2 separate regions of the Homo sapiens genome follow, and region 2 is linked to region 1. A link is an interaction called in ENCODE POLR2A ChIA-PET data of the cell type or tissue named here. Cell type or tissue: MCF 10A. All regions are shown on one strand. Each heading gives the region's core, and the rest is flanking DNA. Links, peaks and the distances in the headings are about the cores only. Region 1 holds the start of UQCR11 (ubiquinol-cytochrome c reductase, complex III subunit XI). Region 2 has its middle 5.3 kb from the start of ONECUT3.

Region 1 (8,313 bases), core at 77-8,076:
CAGCACCCAGGCCTCTCTCCAGGTCTCCTTTTCTGGTCTTTTGCCATGAGGGTAACCAGCTCTTCCCAGCTGGCTGGGGACTGTCTTGGGTTTAAAACTGCAAGTCTCCTACCCTGGGATCCCATCCAGTTCCACACGAACTAGGGCAGTGGTCACTGTGGCACCCAGGTGTGGGCCTGGCTAGCTGGGGGCCTTCATGTGCCCTTCATGCCCCTCCCTGCATTGAGGCCTTGTGGACCCCTGGGCTGGCTGTGTTCATCCCCGCTGCAGGTCGGGCGTCTCCCCCCGTGCCACTCCTGAGACTCCCACCGTTACCCCCAGGAGATCCTGGACTGCCTGACTCCCCTCCCCAGACTGGCTTGGGAGCCTGGGCCCCATGGTAGATGCAAGGGAAACCTCAAGGCCAGCTCAATGCCTGGTATCTGCCCCCAGTCCAGGCCAGGCGGAGGGGAGGGGCTGTCCGGCTGCCTCTCCCTTCTCGGTGGCTTCCCCTACGCCCTGGGAGTTTGATCTCTTAAGGGAACTTGCCTCTCCCTCTTGTTTTGCTCCTGGCCCTGCCCCTAGGTCTGGGTGGGCAGTGGCCCCATAGCCTCTGGAACTGTGCGTTCTGCATAGAATTCAAACGAGATTCACCCAGCGCGAGGAGGAAGAAACAGCAGTTCCTGGGAACCACAATTATGGGGGGTGGGGGGTGTGATCTGAGTGCCTCAAGATGGTTTTCAAAAAAATTTTTTTAAAGAAAATAATTGTATACGTGTCAACACAGCTGGCTGGATGATTGGGACTTTAAAACGACCCTCTTTCAGGTGGATTCAGAGACCTGTCCTGTATATAACAGCACTGTAGCAATAAACGTGACATTTTATAACGATGCCCTGCAGTCCCCGGGTTCTTTCTGGTGTCACATGTTTAGGAAGGGAAGTGGGGGGGGGCCCTGACGTTCACCTCGGGTGCAGCAAGGACCGTGGTCCACCCTGTGCACTGGGCTTCCTCGAAGCGACTCCTCACTCTGAGGAGCCCATGGCTCCCAGGGCGGCTGGGAACCTGCATGTGTACTCAGGGCTCCAGGCCACCTGGAAGCAGGATTGGCTCCCGGGGAAAAGCAGCTCCCTGGGGGCTGCACTTGGGCGCGTAGGAACCATCCAGGACCTGCGGTCCTCCCAGCCCCCATCTGGGAGGGCTCCCCATCTCCCAACGTCCCCCCCCCGGGCTGTTGGAACCCACTTCCCTGCCCCTTCCTGCTCCGAAGTCGGCTCGAAGTCTGAGTCTGTCACTGCTCCTCTGAAACCTTCCACGGCTCCGTTGCTGGCAGCGTCAACCCCACACTCCTTAGTGCGGCATCTGTGACTTCCTCCACAACCGGATGCCCACGGAACCCACGGACAGAGCTCTCGGGGGGAAGGGGTGTGGCAGGACCTGTGGGGGCGCTGCTCATCCCAAAGTGCCCACTGGCAGGCATCTGCTGCTGTGCCCAGGGACTTGGCCGCTGCATCTCTGCGAGGACACAGCTGGACTGCCCTGCTCCCCTACAGGGTTGGGGTGGAAGGAGTGCCTTCCTGGCCACTTGACGGGGGGTGGCCCCCAGGAGAGAGCCCTTTGGCACACAAGTGCCTTAGGGAGGAGAAGGCTCAGCACAGTGACTCATATCTGTAATCCCAGCACTTCAGGTGGCTGAGGCGGGAGGATCGCCTGAGGCCAGGAGTTCCAGTCCAGCCTGGGCAACATAGTGAGACCCCATGTCTATAATTTTTAAGGGAAAGAGAGTGGCCAGGAGTTGACAGAAGGTGCTGAGGGAGCCCTGTCCACCACTCTACCCAGCTGGCCTCTAAATTCATGCTGGAAAACAACTTTTAAAATATACATTGGCCGGGCGCGGTGGCTAACGCCTGTCATCCCAGCACTTTGGGAGGCTGTGGCGGGTGGATCACTTGAGGTCAGGAGTTCGAGACCGGCCTGGCCAACATGGCGAAATCCCATCTCTACTAAAAATACAAAAATTAGCCGGGCATGGTGGCGCAAGCCTGTAATCCCAGCTATTTGGGAGGCTGAGGCAGGAGAATAGCTTGAACCCAGGAGGCAGGGATTGCAGTGAGCTGAGATTGCACCACTGCACTCTAGCCTGGGCGACAGAGCGAGACTGTCTCAAAAAATCAAAATTAAATTGGTTGTACCTGGTGACACACACTTGTAGTCCCAGCTACTTAGGAGGTTCAGGTGGGAGGATCGCTTGAGGTGGCAGTGAACTGTGATTGCACCACTGCACTCCAGCCTGGGCAACAGAGCCAGAACCTGTCAAAAAAAAAGGGTGGGCCAGGTGCAGTGGCTCATGCCTGTAATCCCAGCACTTTGGGAGGCCAAGGCGGGCGGATCACGAGGTCAGGAGATCGAGACCATCCTGGCTAACGGTGAAACCCCATCTCTACTAAAAATACAAAAAATTAGCCAGGCGTGGTGGCGGGCACCTGTAGTCCCAGCTACTCGGTAGGCTGAGGCAGGAGAATGGCGTGAACCTGGGAGGCGGAGCTTGCAGTGAGCCAAGATCATACCACTACACTCCAGCCTGCAGCCTGGGCGACAGCAAGACTCCGTTTCAAAAAAAAAGGGTGGAGGGGACATCCAGATGGTCCAACAAAATAACAAAAACCGGCTCAAGAAACAAAAAGGAAGTTCTATGTCATGTTGAATGGCTTCAGGCACAGCTGGATCCAGGTGTCATTACAAATCTCTCTCCATCTCTCAGCTCTTGTTTATGTCACTGTCTCTGATGAACTCTTTTTTTTGTCTGTTTGTTTTGAGACGGAGTTTCACTCTTGTTGCCCAGGCTGCAGTGCAATGGCGTGATCTCGGCTCACCGCAACCTCTGCCTCCCGGGTTTTCAAGCAATTTTCCTGCCTCAGCCTCCCGAGTAGCTGGAATTACAGGCATCCGTCACCATGTCCGGTTAATTTTGTATTTTTAGTAGAGATGGGGTTTCTCCATGTTGGTCACGCTGGTCTCGAACTCCCAGTCTCAGGTGATCTGCCCGCCTCAACCTCCCAAAGTGCTGGGATTATAGGCGTGAGCCACCGTGCCCGGCCACTGGTGAACTCTTACATTGTGGCATCTGGAAACTCTGGGCTGACATTCCAGCAGCCCTTGTGTTCCTGTCCTTTCTCTTAATAGTCTCTGTGTCAGCCCCTGCATCCCACTTTTTTAAGTTTCCACCAATGGGAAGAGTCTTATTCAGGTGCTCTCTGATCCCAAGCTCAAAAACCCCAAGCCAACTGGAAAGTTCTACAAACAATGCCCAGGGCCGGGCCCGGTGGCTTACACCTGTAATCCCAGCATTTTGGGAGGCGGATCACTTGAGGTCAGGAATTCAAGACAAGCCTGGCCAACATGGCCAAACCCCATCTCTACTAAAAATACAAAAACTAGCCAGGTGTGGTGGCTCACGCCTGTAGTCCCAGCTACTTGGGAGGCTGAGGCAGGAGAAGCTTGAACCCGGGAAGCGGAGGTTGCAGTGAGCCGAGATCGTGTCATTGCACTCCAGCCTGGGCCACAGAGCGAGACTCCGTCTCAAAAAAAAAAAGAAAGAAAAACAGTGCCCAGACTGTGGTGTCCAAAACCTATTTCCGGCTCCCACCCTGAGTCCTTAACCAGGGATAGGGATGGGTTAGCACCCGCAGTCCCCAGAGAGCTGCAGGCTTGGGGTGTACTGAGGGGCTGACCCCAGGAGGACAGGCCAGGCTGGGCAGAAGAACCCACGGTGTCCATTCCTTATCACGAGGCCTGCAAGTGACGCTGGCGCCCGAGAGACAAATCACGCCCAGTGCCCCGTCTAGGCTATGGCCTTTCCGTTCATGCTGTAAAGGTGCCTGTGGGTCAGGCAGTCCAGGAGGGCTTCCTGAGGGAGGCAACTCTTGAATATGGGGGAAAAGGCACAAAAGTGCAATGGCGGTGTCTGGGAATATGCCCCTCTTCCTTCTGCCCACACCGGCCCGGTGTGCAGGGGGGAGGCTGGAAGCTGGGAGCTGAGTGAGCATGTACGGTGCTGCGCCGGGTTGTGGGAGAGCAGAGGAAGCAGGGACTGGAGAAAGGCGAGCCCAAGCGAGCCTGGTGCGGTGGAAAGCAGGAGGCAGAAAGACCTGCCTGTCATCAGCTAAGAGCATCCAGAGACGTTCACCGAGCAAGGAGCCAGGCCACCCTCTGCTGCCGGAATGAGGAATAACCCAGGCTCGCAAACGGAATCCTGCAAAGAGATTTCCGACAGGGCCTCCAAGCAACGGGCAACGCTGAGGCTCAGGGAAGCACTGCCGCTCGACCAAAGTCCTACAGCGAATCAGGAACAACGCCTGACGCCTCCAAAAGTGGGCTCCAATCCCAGCTCTTCCCCTCTGTGTGACTCTGAGCAAGACCCTTCCCCGCTGGACCTCAGTTTCCTTCATTGTAAATAACGTTCTGGCACATACTAGGCGCACAAAATCACTGGCAGGTAGCCCCGCGGAGCCCAGAAGCACAATCGGCCGCCAGACCACGTGGCCAGAAAGCACCGCCCTAACGCCGCCCACTCCGGACCACTTCTCCGCGGTCGTCCAACCCTCGCCGGAAGTTACTGTAAGTGGCTTCCGGGTCTGCGCGCACAGTGGCGGATGATGTTTTTTTTTCCTCCCCCCCCCCCCGCCCTCCCCGCGCGCGTGCGCGCCGCGGCCGCGCCTGCGCAGTGTAGCCGGGTCAGCTGGACAGGGTCATCCTGAGGGTGCGACTCCGCCGCGATGGTGACCCGGTTCCTGGGCCCACGCTACCGGGAGCTGGTCAAGAACTGGTGAGGACGCCGACCCGCGGCCCCATCCGCGCTCCCGCCTCGGCCCAGCCCCGCGCCGCTGCGTTCCGTATTTGTGCGCGTTTCCGGGGGCCGGGCCGGGCCGGGCCCAGGTCCCTTGTTGTTCCCGGTGACAGAGGGGGAAACTGAGGCCGAGAGGCGGAGCGGCGCGTCCCGGCGTGAACGGGACGTGACGGACCCAAGGCCAAACCCCAGCATGCCCGGCTCCGCGGCTAGGCCGCTCCAAGCCTCAGTTTCCCCATCTCTACCGGGGGATCCGAATGGTGACCCCCTGGACGGAAGCGCCCAGAAGGTGCCGAGTCCCGATCCCCAGCCCAGCACTCGCGGCATCTTCGGCCTTTGCCACTATTTTGGTTTTTATGATTTTTAACAAGGAGCGTGAAAGCTTCAGCTGCGCCTGAGCCCACGTGGGCAGCGGGACGGCATAGGGGTGGCCCCCATAGAAGCCGGGCTGGGGGTGGCCTCCGTAGGGTTGTCTGGTGTTTCCACGTGGGGTGCTAAGAAGCAAGGCCTGGCTGGGTGCGGTGGCTCCCGCCTGTGATCCCAGCGCTTTGTGAGGCCGAGGCAGGTGGATCACCTGAGGTCAGGAGTTCGAGACCAGCCTGGCCAACGTGGTGAAACCCGCGTCTCTACTAAAAATGCAAAAATTAGCCAGGCGTGGTGGCGGGTGCCTCTAATCCCAGCTACTCGGGAGGCTGAGGAAGGAGAATCGCTTGAACCCGGGAGGAGGAGGTTGCAGTGAGCTGAGATTGCGCCATTGCACTCCAGCCTGGGTGACAGAATGAGACTGTGTCCCAAAAAGAGAAAAGAAAAAAAAAGCAGCAAGGTCTTAGCCGGGTGCAGTGGCTCCGGCCTGTGATCCCAGTGCTTTGGGAGGCCCAGGCAGGAGAATCACTTGAGCCTGGGAGTTCAAGACCATCCTGGACAACACAATGAAACCCCATCTCTACAAAACAAAAAATTATCAGGGCATGGTGGCACCTGTCTGTAGTCCCAGCTACTGGGGAGGCTAAGGTGGGAGGATCGTTTGAGCCTGGGAATTTGAGACCAGCCTGGGCAACACAGCAAGACCTTATCTCTACAAAAAAATTTAGAGCTGCTGGGCGCAGTGACTCACGCCTGTAATCCCAACACTTTGGGAGGCCAAGGCGGGCGAATCACCCGAGGTCAGGAGTTTGAGACCAACCTGACCAACATGGAGAAACCCCGTCTCTACTGAAAATACAAAATTAGCCAAGTATGGTGGCGCGTGCCTGTAATCCCAGCTACTTGGGAGGCTGAGGCAGGAGAATCGCTCAAACCCGGGAGGTGGAGGTTGTGGTGAGCTGAGATTGTGCCATTGCATTCCAGCCTGGGCAACAAGAGCGAAACTCCGTTTCTAAAAAAGAAAAAAGCAAAGGCTTATGATTGGCAGTGTCTCCGGAAGCCAGAACATACTTCCTCTATCCCAGACTGGGGGACAGGTCGGGGACAGGGTCTGCACGGTGGAGCTGACTGGGACCTTCAAGTGGAATGTGATGGTGCCGGTGGCGTTTTACAGCGTGGGTAACTCAGGCCTGGGATGAGGAAGCCTGCTCCTAGCTGAGAACCCAGTGGCCCATGGTAGCCAGTGCAGCCCCTCCCGGGTGCAGCAGGTCTGCTTCTTCTGTGTTCAGTCACAGCGGGGACCACCCGTCATCCGTGCTTTCATCCAACAGCAAGCATTTATTTATTTATTTATTCATTTATTTATTTAGAGACGGAGTCTTGCTCTGTCGCCCCGGCTGGAGTGCAGTGGCGCAATCTCGGCTCACTGCAAGCTCCGCCTCCCGGGTTCACGCCATTCTCCTGCCTCAGCCTCCCATAAGTAGCTGGGACTACAGGCGCCCGCCACCACGCCCGGCTAATTTTTTTTGTATTTTTTAGTGGAGATGGGGTTTCACCGTGTTAGCCAGGATGGTCACGATCTTCTGACCTCGTGATCCACCTGCCTCGGCCTCCCAAAGTTCTGGGATTACAGGCATGAGCCACTGCGCCCAGCCCAACATTTATTGAGCACCTACTATGTGTTAGGGACGCGCCAATAGACCGAACCCTTGTGGGCGGACATTCTGGTTGGTGGGCAAGGAAAGGTAAAGAAACGAGACCTGTGGTGTGGGGCTGACCTAAAATAACGAAGCGGGAGAGGAAGGGGTGCAGACACGTGCGTGCGAGGGGCCGTGCAGGGCTGTGCCACCAGGCAGTGGCTTTGGGAGGCTAGGGAGCGGGTCTCATCCCCAGGAGGCACTGTGGGGTTGTGTCTCAGAGTCTCAGACTTAGGACTGAGAGGGCCACAGTTCACCAGCTGGGGACCCTGCAGTCCACACCCCTTCTAGGCCCTGCTGGGGCTTGCTTTGAGGAAGGGGTTGTCGTGGCGACGAGGTCGTTGGTCAGTGTGGTCATGGTCTGTACGTCCTTCCTCAGTGGCTAGTGGAAATCAGGTTTTGTGGGCTCTTCCCACACTGTCCAAATCCACAGGGTCCTACATGGGGTGACCAGGATGATAGGGGAGGCGGAGGCCGGCCCACTGGGCATATTTATGAGCAGGCTTCTCTGGTGATTAATAACCCAGGGCTGGGCGCAGTGGCTCACGCGTGTAATCCCAGAACCTTGAGAGGCTGAGGTGGGTGGATCCCTTGAGGTCAGGAGTTCGAGAAGAGCCTGGCCAACAAGGTGAAACCCTGTCTCTACTAAAAATACAAAAATTAGTCGGGCGCGGTAGTGGACACCTGTAATCCCAGCTTCATGGGAGGCTGAGACAAGAGAATCACTTGAACCTGGGAGGCGGGGGTTGCCGTGAGCTGAGATTGCGTCATTGCACTCCAGCCTGGGTGACAGAGCGAGATTCTATCTCAAAATAAATAATAAATAAATAAATAAATAAATAACTTATCCAGAATGCCATCAAGACAACACGTGCGAAGATTCCTGCCCTGTTGGTGGCATCTGCCTCCGAGCCAGGTTCCAGGAGCAGCTGTGCGTGCCCCCAGCTGGTGAGCGGGCACCTGGCCTACACTTGGAGAGTCTCTGGTGAGGCCCCTTGGGGCAATGTGGGCAGGGTTTCTTCATCCGCCTCCAGGAGGAGCACCCCCTACCGCCCCAACATCCCAGCTGTGTGATTTGCTGTGATCCAGGGAGGTGAATCGGATTTTTTTTTTTCTTCCGAGACAGAGTCTCACTGTCGCCCAAGCTAGAGTGCAGTGGCACGATCTCGGCTCACTGCAACCTCGACCTACAGAGTTCAAGTGATTCTCCTGCCTCAGCCTCCCCAGTAGCTGGGACTACAGGTGCGCACCACCACACCGGGCTAGTTTTTATATTTTTAGTAGAGATGAGGTTTCACCATGTTGGCCAGGCTGGTCTAGAATTCCTGACCTCAGGTGATCCACCCGCCTCGGCCTCCGGAAGTGCTGGGATTACAGGTGTGAACCGCCGCACCCCGCCCGGAATTGGATTTTAATTTCAGCCCTCTG
Region 2 (8,313 bases), core at 192-8,191, 140 kb before region 1:
AGCCCCCAGTTACCCCCATCTCAGAGGGTTGCATCAGGGCTCAAAGCTGAAGGAAGAGGGGAGGACACAGTCAGGCTGTCACTTCCCCTTTGGTGCAAACCTTCTGGGCAAACCCCGGCCCCAGCTTTGCACCTGCATCCAGATTTCCTGGCCCCTGTAGACGTGGCTACACATTGGAGATGCGATTTTCTGAACCAAGACTAGGTTGGCTCTGGAATAGGGCCCTTTCTGTGCCTCAGTTTCCCCTTCTCTGGTGTGGGAGGGGGTGCCCTCCAGCCTGCCCAGCTGGGAGCCGGAGGTGAGTCTATGCTGACCACAACAGCCAGAGAGAGAGGGGGCCTGAATGATCTGGGCCCCCAGCCTGAGGTGGCCTGATCCAAGTCCTGGGGAGGGATAGGGCTGAAGGGGACCCCTGTTAGTACTCGCTGCTTAGGGCTCGGCATTTAGTAAGTGCCTGTTATTTACCAGGCATACTCTCCTCTCTCAGCCCCAGAGAGGGGGAAGTCAAATCACAATTTTTCCGGGTGTCTCTGGCCCAAGGTGGGGGGGTGGTGGCCCTAGAGTTCCCCCCTTCATTCCTACATCTGCCCAAGTGCTAACTCCTGCCCCCTGAAGTGTCGGTCCCTAAACTTTCCAGTTCCAGGGTTCAGGTATAATTTCTGGAGTTTACATAATTACACCCATCTTCCAGGTGGGAAGAGAGGGGCAGGTCCGAACAGTCGCGTACCCCACTCCCCGTGCAGATGCTGAATCTCGGCGGGGGGGATGTGGCTGCACAGAGCCCCAGCCTGCGCTCCTCATTCTCACCCTCCAACAATCACAGATAATTAAAAATAATCGTGAGATCTAAAAATCAATCAGCCGCCATAAAACGCTAGCATCCCAGGCTCAAGAAGCGCAGACCAGGTGGGGGCTGGGGGTCTCTACGGGTGGGAGGATAACAAGGTGGAAGGAAGTTCCCCCAAATGCCAATGTGGGGGAGCTCCTAGGGAGCTGGGATTTTGCAGGCTTCCTTTTAAATATATTTTTTACAGCTTGATGATCGTGTTCATTTTAATAGCAAGCGTGTGTGGCTTTTCTAGCAGGGAAAGCATCCATTTTGAAAGAGAAGACGAGGGTCAGGGACTCCGAGAGGAAGAGGGCCTCTCCCCTCTGCTGCCTCAGGACACGCTAAGGTGGCCACAGACCCCTTCCAAAGCTCCCTAGACTTGGAAGGGGCAGCCCAGCCTGGTGGACCTAACCCTATCCAGGTCTGCGAAGCCCCTCACCCCTCCCTTCGGCTGATGGACACTTGGACTCCCCCAGGGATGGGGATCTCACTCCTTGTAGAGGCTGTGGTCCCGTTGAGAGATTGAACAGAATTTTGCTGGCCCCAAGAGAGGGACTGTGGCCCCCTGGAGCCCCCAGCTTGCTTCTCCCCACCAGCAGCAGCCTTTTAGTAATTAGTAAAATAGAATTGAGCCGGCCACCGGGTAGGCTGGCTGCCCAGGCCCAGATCGATCCTGGGTCATTAGGCAAATTGTGGGCAGGGGGAGGGGTGGGCTGGATCGGGACAAGAAGTCCCCCTTCCCCACCCCACAGGGACCTCAGCCACCTCGAGGAAGCTCTCTGGCCTCAGTATCCCCTCCAGGAAGATGAAAGTTTGACTCCCAGAGCCCGAGTCTGTGTCTGGGAGTTGGGGAGGGGGACCTCAGCAGGTGCTGGGCTGCCCCAGACCAACGCTCACCCTCTCTGTGCCTGGCCTGCGTCTGGGAGGAGTCAAAAAGGGCAGCCTCTGGTCCTGCCAACCTCAGGGCTTGGAGAGTCCCGCGGGTGGAGGGGAGGACTGGGGGCCTCCACCCATGCCCCAGGGGTGCGCACTCTCCACGGCTTCAAACTCCCTAAACGGACCCCCTAAGCTTGAACCCCCTCTTTAATCCTCCACACCTCCCCCATTTTTGGACACACCACCTTCCCTGTTGTTATTGACTCTCCCATTGCAGCTAAAAATATCAAAGGCAGAGTCAGATACCTCAAGTTTTCCTTTCCTGGGGCTCCCCCAGAACCCTGCACAGTGCGCCCCCAACTGACTTTCTGATTCGATTTGTCTCCCACCGAAATGAAAGTGTCCGGGCTCTGCGCACCCCTCCCTGCTTTTATTAAAGCGAGGTTTTACTAAACGATGGCAATGAATGCGCGCCCCACCCAAGCCCAGCCGCAGCCCTAGATCCGCTCTGCTCCCACTCCCGGCCCCCGAAACCTGCGGGCGCCCCAAATCCCGGCCGCCGGTGCCTAGTGTGTGGCAGGAGTTCTCCCTCTGGACTCCAGCCGCCTTCGTTCGGGCGGGGTCTGGGGATTTTATTTAGATTTGGGGGGAGACTCTGGGCTTTTACGGCCTGGCGGGGGTCCCGGCGAGGCTGAGCGCGCGGCTCCCGAAGGTTCCACGTTGGCCGTGGGGACGTCCTGACCTCCCCACCCCGGGTGTCGCGACTTTGGGGTTTCGCCCCTGGCGGGCCCGACGTCCCGGATTTCCTGCCCGCAGTTGCGGGGCGCCCGGGCAGCTCTGGCCCGCGGGTGGATGCTCCCGCGGGCTCTTAGGCGACAGCTGTGCCCGATCGATCCCCGCGCCCGCCCGGGCTCCGTTGCCCCCGCCGCGGCGAGCGGCTCCATCGAATCCTCATCGCTCTCGGGCCGCGCCGCCCGCCTCGCGCTCGGCAAACACCGCGCTTGTTTGCGCCGGGGCACCGAGGCTGGGCGGCCGCGGCTGGCCGGGGAGCGGAGGGGTTGGTCCCTGGGGCCCCGCGTCCTCGTCCCCTCCCTCAGCAGCTTGGCCTCCGTCGTCCCAGAGTTCTGGGACACAATTAGAGGAGGGAATTCTATGCCCTCTTCTCGGGGCTCTGTCTGGCAGGCGCGGGAGACGGCCGGGCGCGGGACTTCCGCCGCATCGCCCTGGCCGCGCCTCAGTTTCCCCATCTAGAAAGTAACACGCTGGGGCGGGGGCGTCCGAGGGTGCCCGAGGGGAAGGGTCCGGGCTCAGGCGGGAGGTCAGGCTGCTCTCCTCTCGCGGCCTCCGCCTGCTTTGCCTCCTCTGTGCCCGGCCCGACCGATGCAGGTCAGAGAGCCGGGCTGGGGGTTGAGGCGCAGCCGGAGGGGTCTGGGGACAGGAACGCGCCCCGTCTCGCAGGCCTGGGCCCCTCCTCACTGGACGCCGTTGGAATCGTCTCCCCGCAGCGTGCGCTCAGGAGAAAACCAGTTCGTTTGCTGCAGTTTGCACTGTGGGAAAATGGGGCTTGGCGGCGAGGGGCGCGGGCTGCAGCCCCCGCCGGAGGGTGCGCGGGAGGGGAACGGCCTGGATCAGGGGTTGGGGGCCTGGAGAACGCCCCACTCCAGGGCTCGGCTGACAGCCTGGGGACTGGACGCTGCAGGCCACGGACTTCCCCGACGCAACGAAACCCGCGTTGGGCGCCGCGCTCCGGAGGGGCCCAATCGTCGGCCCAGCGGCGGGGTTCGCGGCCCCCGCAGCTGAGCGGGATCCCGGCGCTGAGTTAAACCACCTGAGCGCCCTCCCTGCCCTGCCAGAAGACAGGCTCCTTTAGCCATTAAACATGTAAATATCTAGATTTAATTCTCTGCGCACTCTTCTGGGATGGAGGCAGCCGGCGGATCCCGGAGCGGGGCTCGGCGGCCCGCGGTGGGTTGGTTTGCGGAGGCGCCGGGCTAGGGGACCCGAGCAAGGCTGCAGCGGGGCTGCCCTCGGGGCGTCTCCAGGGCCGCCGGTTCTGCGGGACCCGAGCTCGCCGGCTTGGACACCTGGGAGTGTCCACTCTGCACCCTGAAAGCCGAGACGAGACGACAGGTGGGTGGGGGGAGCACAGGCCTGGGGGCGCCCACTTCGCAGATGCAGAGACAGAGGTCCTGGTCGGGAGTGAGGACCCCGCCCCGGGAGGGTCCGAGGGGCGTCCCCAGGTGGGTTAGGCTGGGCGCATCTGGCTCTGAGCCTCACCTGGGCCTGGCCTGTTCCGGGCCGGAATGGCGCCTCGATTAAGGCGCGGTTTATCTGGACACGCCCGGGCGCTTTCTGCTGGGTCAGGAAGTGGGGAGAGCACGGCACCTCCTCCCCGCAAGACCGACCAACGCCCACGTCCTTGCCTCTCTCTTTGGGTCTGTCTCGCCTCGTGGACCTCTGGGTGGGGAGGGGGTGTTGGACTGGGGAATGGGGAATGGGGAAAGGGGAAGGGATTCGCACCTCCTTAGGCAGAATCTGCAGACCGGGGATGGGGGAGGGGAACCAGGCCATTCGCTGGATTTAGCAAACTTCTCAGATCACTCCTGCTCCCCTGCCCCCACCACCCTAGAGCTGCGGCCACAGCCTCTGTCCCTCCCGCTGGGGCTCCCATACTTAGGGAGGGGAAAAGTCATCCCCATCCCCCTGAGATCAGAACTGGGGAGGCGGCAGTCCTCCCTTCCTGGAGGAGGAGCCCTGAGGTTGGGTTTTGTAGGATGTGTAGGAGTCCAAGTCAGGTAGGCCAATGGAAGGACGAAAAGACTCCTTGTCATCTGAGGAAGAGGCGGTGGGGCTGGGGAGGCGTCTGGCGTTAGCCCAGTTTCGGGGCCCTCACAGGACTTCATTAGGGAATGTTTGTTGAATGAGTCAATGAGATAAAACTGAATGAAGCTGGGGTGTGTGGGGGGGGGGCATGTGTTCAAAGCCAGGCCTTGAATGCCAGGCTGGGGGTGGTTGGGCCTTCTCTCCCTGGCTGTGAGGCCAAGCAGGGAGGGTCCCGGGCGGCCCTTAGTATAATCCCCCCACCCCACAGGTTAGTACGCACCCAGGGAGGCCATCACAGATGTGGTGGGGTGGAATGACTCACCCCCTCTCCGTGCTGTGCGGTGTGTGTGTGTGTATGTGTGTGTGTGTGTGTGTGTGGCGGGCGGTGGGGGGTGGCGGGCGGTGGGGAGTGGCTGGGGGAGCTTTGTCCCTGGGCCAGCAGGTGAGTCACCTTGCGCTAGAAGAAAGCTTGTTTCTCCCATTGTTCAATCAGCAGCCACCTTCCGGGCTCGCCAGGGGTGGGGTGGCGTCCCCCATTCCCTGGGGGAGGGGTACGTCCTGCAGGTCCCCGCTCTATCTCCTGCCCCATCCCCACTGTACCTGCAGGGAGCTAGGGGCAGGGGTACTCTGAGGAAGCAACTCCAATTATTCCCATTTTTCAGGTGAGGAAACTGAGGCACAGGGAGGTCCTGAGATCTGCCTCAGGCCACCAGCTGGCGAGCTGACCTAGGCCCGAGGGACTGGGCGGCGGGGAGCTGAGTCCCAGCACGCTGAGTCCCAGTGAGTGCGTGCTGTGTGGACACGCTCAGCATCCAATCTGGCTGGCGGTGGAGCCGGTCTCTGGAGAGGGTTGGCCACGCAGAGAGTCTCAGCTGAGCTCCTGAGTAGAAACGCGGATCTCAGTTACAGAGAACGTTCCCTGCGCCAGGGTCCCCCTCCGACCCAGCCCTTCGGGCGATCCCAGGGAGCGCAGGACCCTCTGGACCCGGCAGTTGGGGGAGCTCTTCAGCCTGAGCTGGAGGGGTCCCCCGTTCTGGCCCATGCGCCGGTCAAAGGTGTGGAGGGTATTTGAGGAACCGGCTCCCAGTGTCCACTCCTCACTCCAGCCGCACTGGTTAATCATTTGAGGCAGCGGACAGGGGAAGGGGCCAGCCGCCTCCTGCTCTGGCCATCACCTGCCCACCTCCCAGCTCCAGGCCTGCAGCAAGAGAGCAGGAAGCAGAGCGAGCCCTGTGGGGCCCTGGGCAGGGCATAGAGGGAGTCCCAGAGGGGCCTGTTGGTTGGGAAAGCTCTTGTGGGGTGTCAGAGCAGAGACTTCTCTCTGGGCCTCAGCTTCTCCCACTGGGGAGGAAAACTTGATGCTCTTGAAGGGTGAGGATCCTCCTACCTCGTCCTCCCCCTCCTCCTCCATCCTCCTCCTCCTCTCCCTCCTCCCCATCCTCCCCCTTCCTCCCCCTCCTCCTCCATCTCCCTCCTCCTCTCCCTCCTCCCCCATCCTCCCCCTTCCTCCCCACTCCTCCTCCATTTCCTTCCTCCTCTCCCTCCTCCTCACCCTCCCTCTTCCTCCCCACTCCTCCTCCATCCTCCTCCTCCTCTCCCTCCTCCCCCTTCCTGCCCCTCCTCCCCATCCTTCCCCATTCTTCCCACTCCTCCTCTCCCCTCCCTCCCCATCCTTCCCCCTTCTACTCCCCCTTCTCCCTCCTCCCCATCCTTCCCCATTCTTCCCACTCCTCCTACCCCCTCCTCTACTTTCCTTCCCCCTTCCCCCCTCCTTCCCCCTCCTCCTCTCCCTCTTCCCCCCTCCTCCCATTCCTAGTCTCCCTCCTGGCTCCTCCCTTTCCTTCCTTCTACTCCCCCTTCTCCTTCCAGCCCTCCCCTCCTCCCTTCCAGCCTCCTCTCCCTCCCCCATCCACTCTTCCTTCTTCCTTCTCCCTGCTCCCCTCTCCTCTGCTTCCTCCGTTTCTCCTTCCCCCTCCTCCCCTCCCCTCGGTGCTAACAGCTGTAATTGCTGTTTCTCCCACCTCCCTAACAAGCACGGGACCCTCCGAGCAGAGCCGCCCGCAGTTCCGCTCAGTAATCGCCTCCATGGTAAATCCCCACAATTGGGCTGGGCAGGAGCCGTTGGCTTCGCGCTCTCCCTCCTGCTCGCTTTAAGCAAAACCAAACAAAACGTTTCTGTTATTACTGAACTCCCTGGGCGCCAGGAGGTGAGAGGGTGGCATTTCCCAAGGATGGAATTGGAGGGGGAGCCTCCTCCAGCCCCTCATCACCTCACCTCTGCCTGGAGGTGAGAGTTGGGGGGCTCCGCAGAAAATGGGAAACATTGTCCCCCCACCGTGGCAGGCCCCAGTAGGAGGGTCCCTGGGGGCTGCCAGGCCTGGGGGCAGGGGCTCCCCAGGGGTCATAGCGCCGGCAAGAAGAGAAGGGGATTGGGGAGGGATGGGGTCATCCTGTTGACCCCTTGCTTTTACCGATGAGGAAACAGGCAGATCCAAGGCTCTTACCCCCCAGAGAGGGCGCCTCTCATTCCCTGGAGAAAAACCAAAGAACCACCCGCCCCCAGCTCTCAGAGGGGAATAGAAGATGGAGGTAGGTGCGTGTCCAGCCAGCTCTGCATCTCCAGGGGTGGCGTACCCGGTTCACAAGTGGGAGCCCCGACTCCTGAGGGCTACTGGGTGATCTCCATGCGGCTGCTGGGCAGGGCAGGTGACCTCTGACCCCAGCCCGCCCAGTCCATCCGCCAAGGGTGCCTCATTCCCAAAGCGCCTGCGTGGTGTCCGGGGCTTCTCCCCTTTGGGGTTGAGGGTGGGTTCCAGACTCAAATCCCAGCCCCGCCTTCATTTCCCACATCAGGGACCCTTCTGGAGCCTCAGTTTCCCCATCTGTGGAATGGGGATAAAACACACACAGTGCACCCTTGAGGACATCTGACAGTGCTCAGGAAAGGCTGTGACAAGGGCGGCCACCAGCCTCTGCCCACCCCATAAACAGCCAGGGTGGACCGGTGGGGGAGGGGCAAGGAATCCTGGGCCAGGCTCAGAGGACAGAAGCTGGAGGGGGGAAGAGGAGGAGGGAGGGGGAGGTGAGGGAAAAGGATGAGGAAGAAGGGATGGGGAGGAGGGGGAGGAAGAGGAGGAGGGGGAGGAAGCAGAGGGGAGATGGGAGGAGGGTGAGAAAGGGGAGGAAGGGGAGGGGGGAGGAAAGGAGGGGGAGGGAGGAGGGGAACTGGAGGCTTCCCAGAGGAGCCCCCCTCCCCCCACAGCCCGGTGCTGCTGCTGGAATTGATCCTCCCATCGATCCTGGGGGAGCTGGAGTCGGGGGCCAGCTCTGCTCTGGAGGCCAGGAGGAGGCCGGGGCAAGGAGGAGAGGTTTGCACAAAGCGAAGGGAGGCTGCTTTGTCCCCATCTGCGCAGATTCCCTCATAGTCCCTTGAGCTGGGCGGTGCAGGCCCCACTTCACAGGTGAGCAAACTGAGGCCTGAGGGGCGGATTCTGGGGAGATGGTACCGGGGCTCCCGTGCAGTTGGAGTTAGGTGGCCTGGGGTTCACCAGCCTCAGTTTTATGGGTTTGTTCCAGTTTCCCTGTGGGCACCAGCCCTGGTTTTCTGTTCCTTCCACCTTCCTGGGGCTGGGGCTGTTTTTTGATTCCTCTCAATGGGTAGAAATGCTGGGGCTGCAGGAGAGGAGTGAATGGGGTGCTCGAGGCAGAGCCCAGGCCTCCTGGGAGCCAGCTGGTGTGGGGCCGGGCTGGGGTGGGGGCCTGGATTTTGCTTCTTTAAGAATCGT

Evidence for each region. Peaks named below come from ENCODE experiments on the same cell type or tissue, not always from the same donor. Only the 100,000 strongest peaks of a DNase experiment are listed, where the experiment ranks them.
Region 2: POLR2A ChIA-PET joins it to region 1 with 15 read pairs; 3 of 35 experiments call an interaction of 5 or more read pairs at or near these places.

The regions. Positions count from the first base shown.
Region 1 is chr19:1,601,851-1,610,163 of GRCh38, reverse strand. UQCR11 (ubiquinol-cytochrome c reductase, complex III subunit XI) reads left to right here and starts at 4,702. Exons shown (of 3, transcript NM_006830.4): 1 at 4,702-4,804. The coding sequence starts at 4,755. It overlaps TCF3 (transcription factor 3), which reads left to right. Exons shown (of 19, transcript NM_003200.5): 19 at 1-872. RefSeq lists enhancers at 1,493-1,562, 1,593-1,642, 3,125-3,746, 4,202-4,511 and silencers at 4,572-4,831, 4,882-4,951. In MCF 10A, for the core only: a CTCF peak has its summit at 4,221 (motif pointing left); DNase peaks (open chromatin) are centred at 4,283 and 4,583.
Region 2 is chr19:1,744,011-1,752,323 of GRCh38, reverse strand. No RefSeq gene overlaps it. Among named protein-coding and RNA genes, the nearest start is that of ONECUT3, 5.3 kb to the left of the region's middle. RefSeq lists enhancers at 3,839-3,888, 3,415-3,933, 3,934-4,453, 4,011-5,210 and a silencer at 8,150-8,313. In MCF 10A, for the core only: no CTCF peak of the experiment used is centred there; DNase peaks (open chromatin) are centred at 4,473 and 5,303.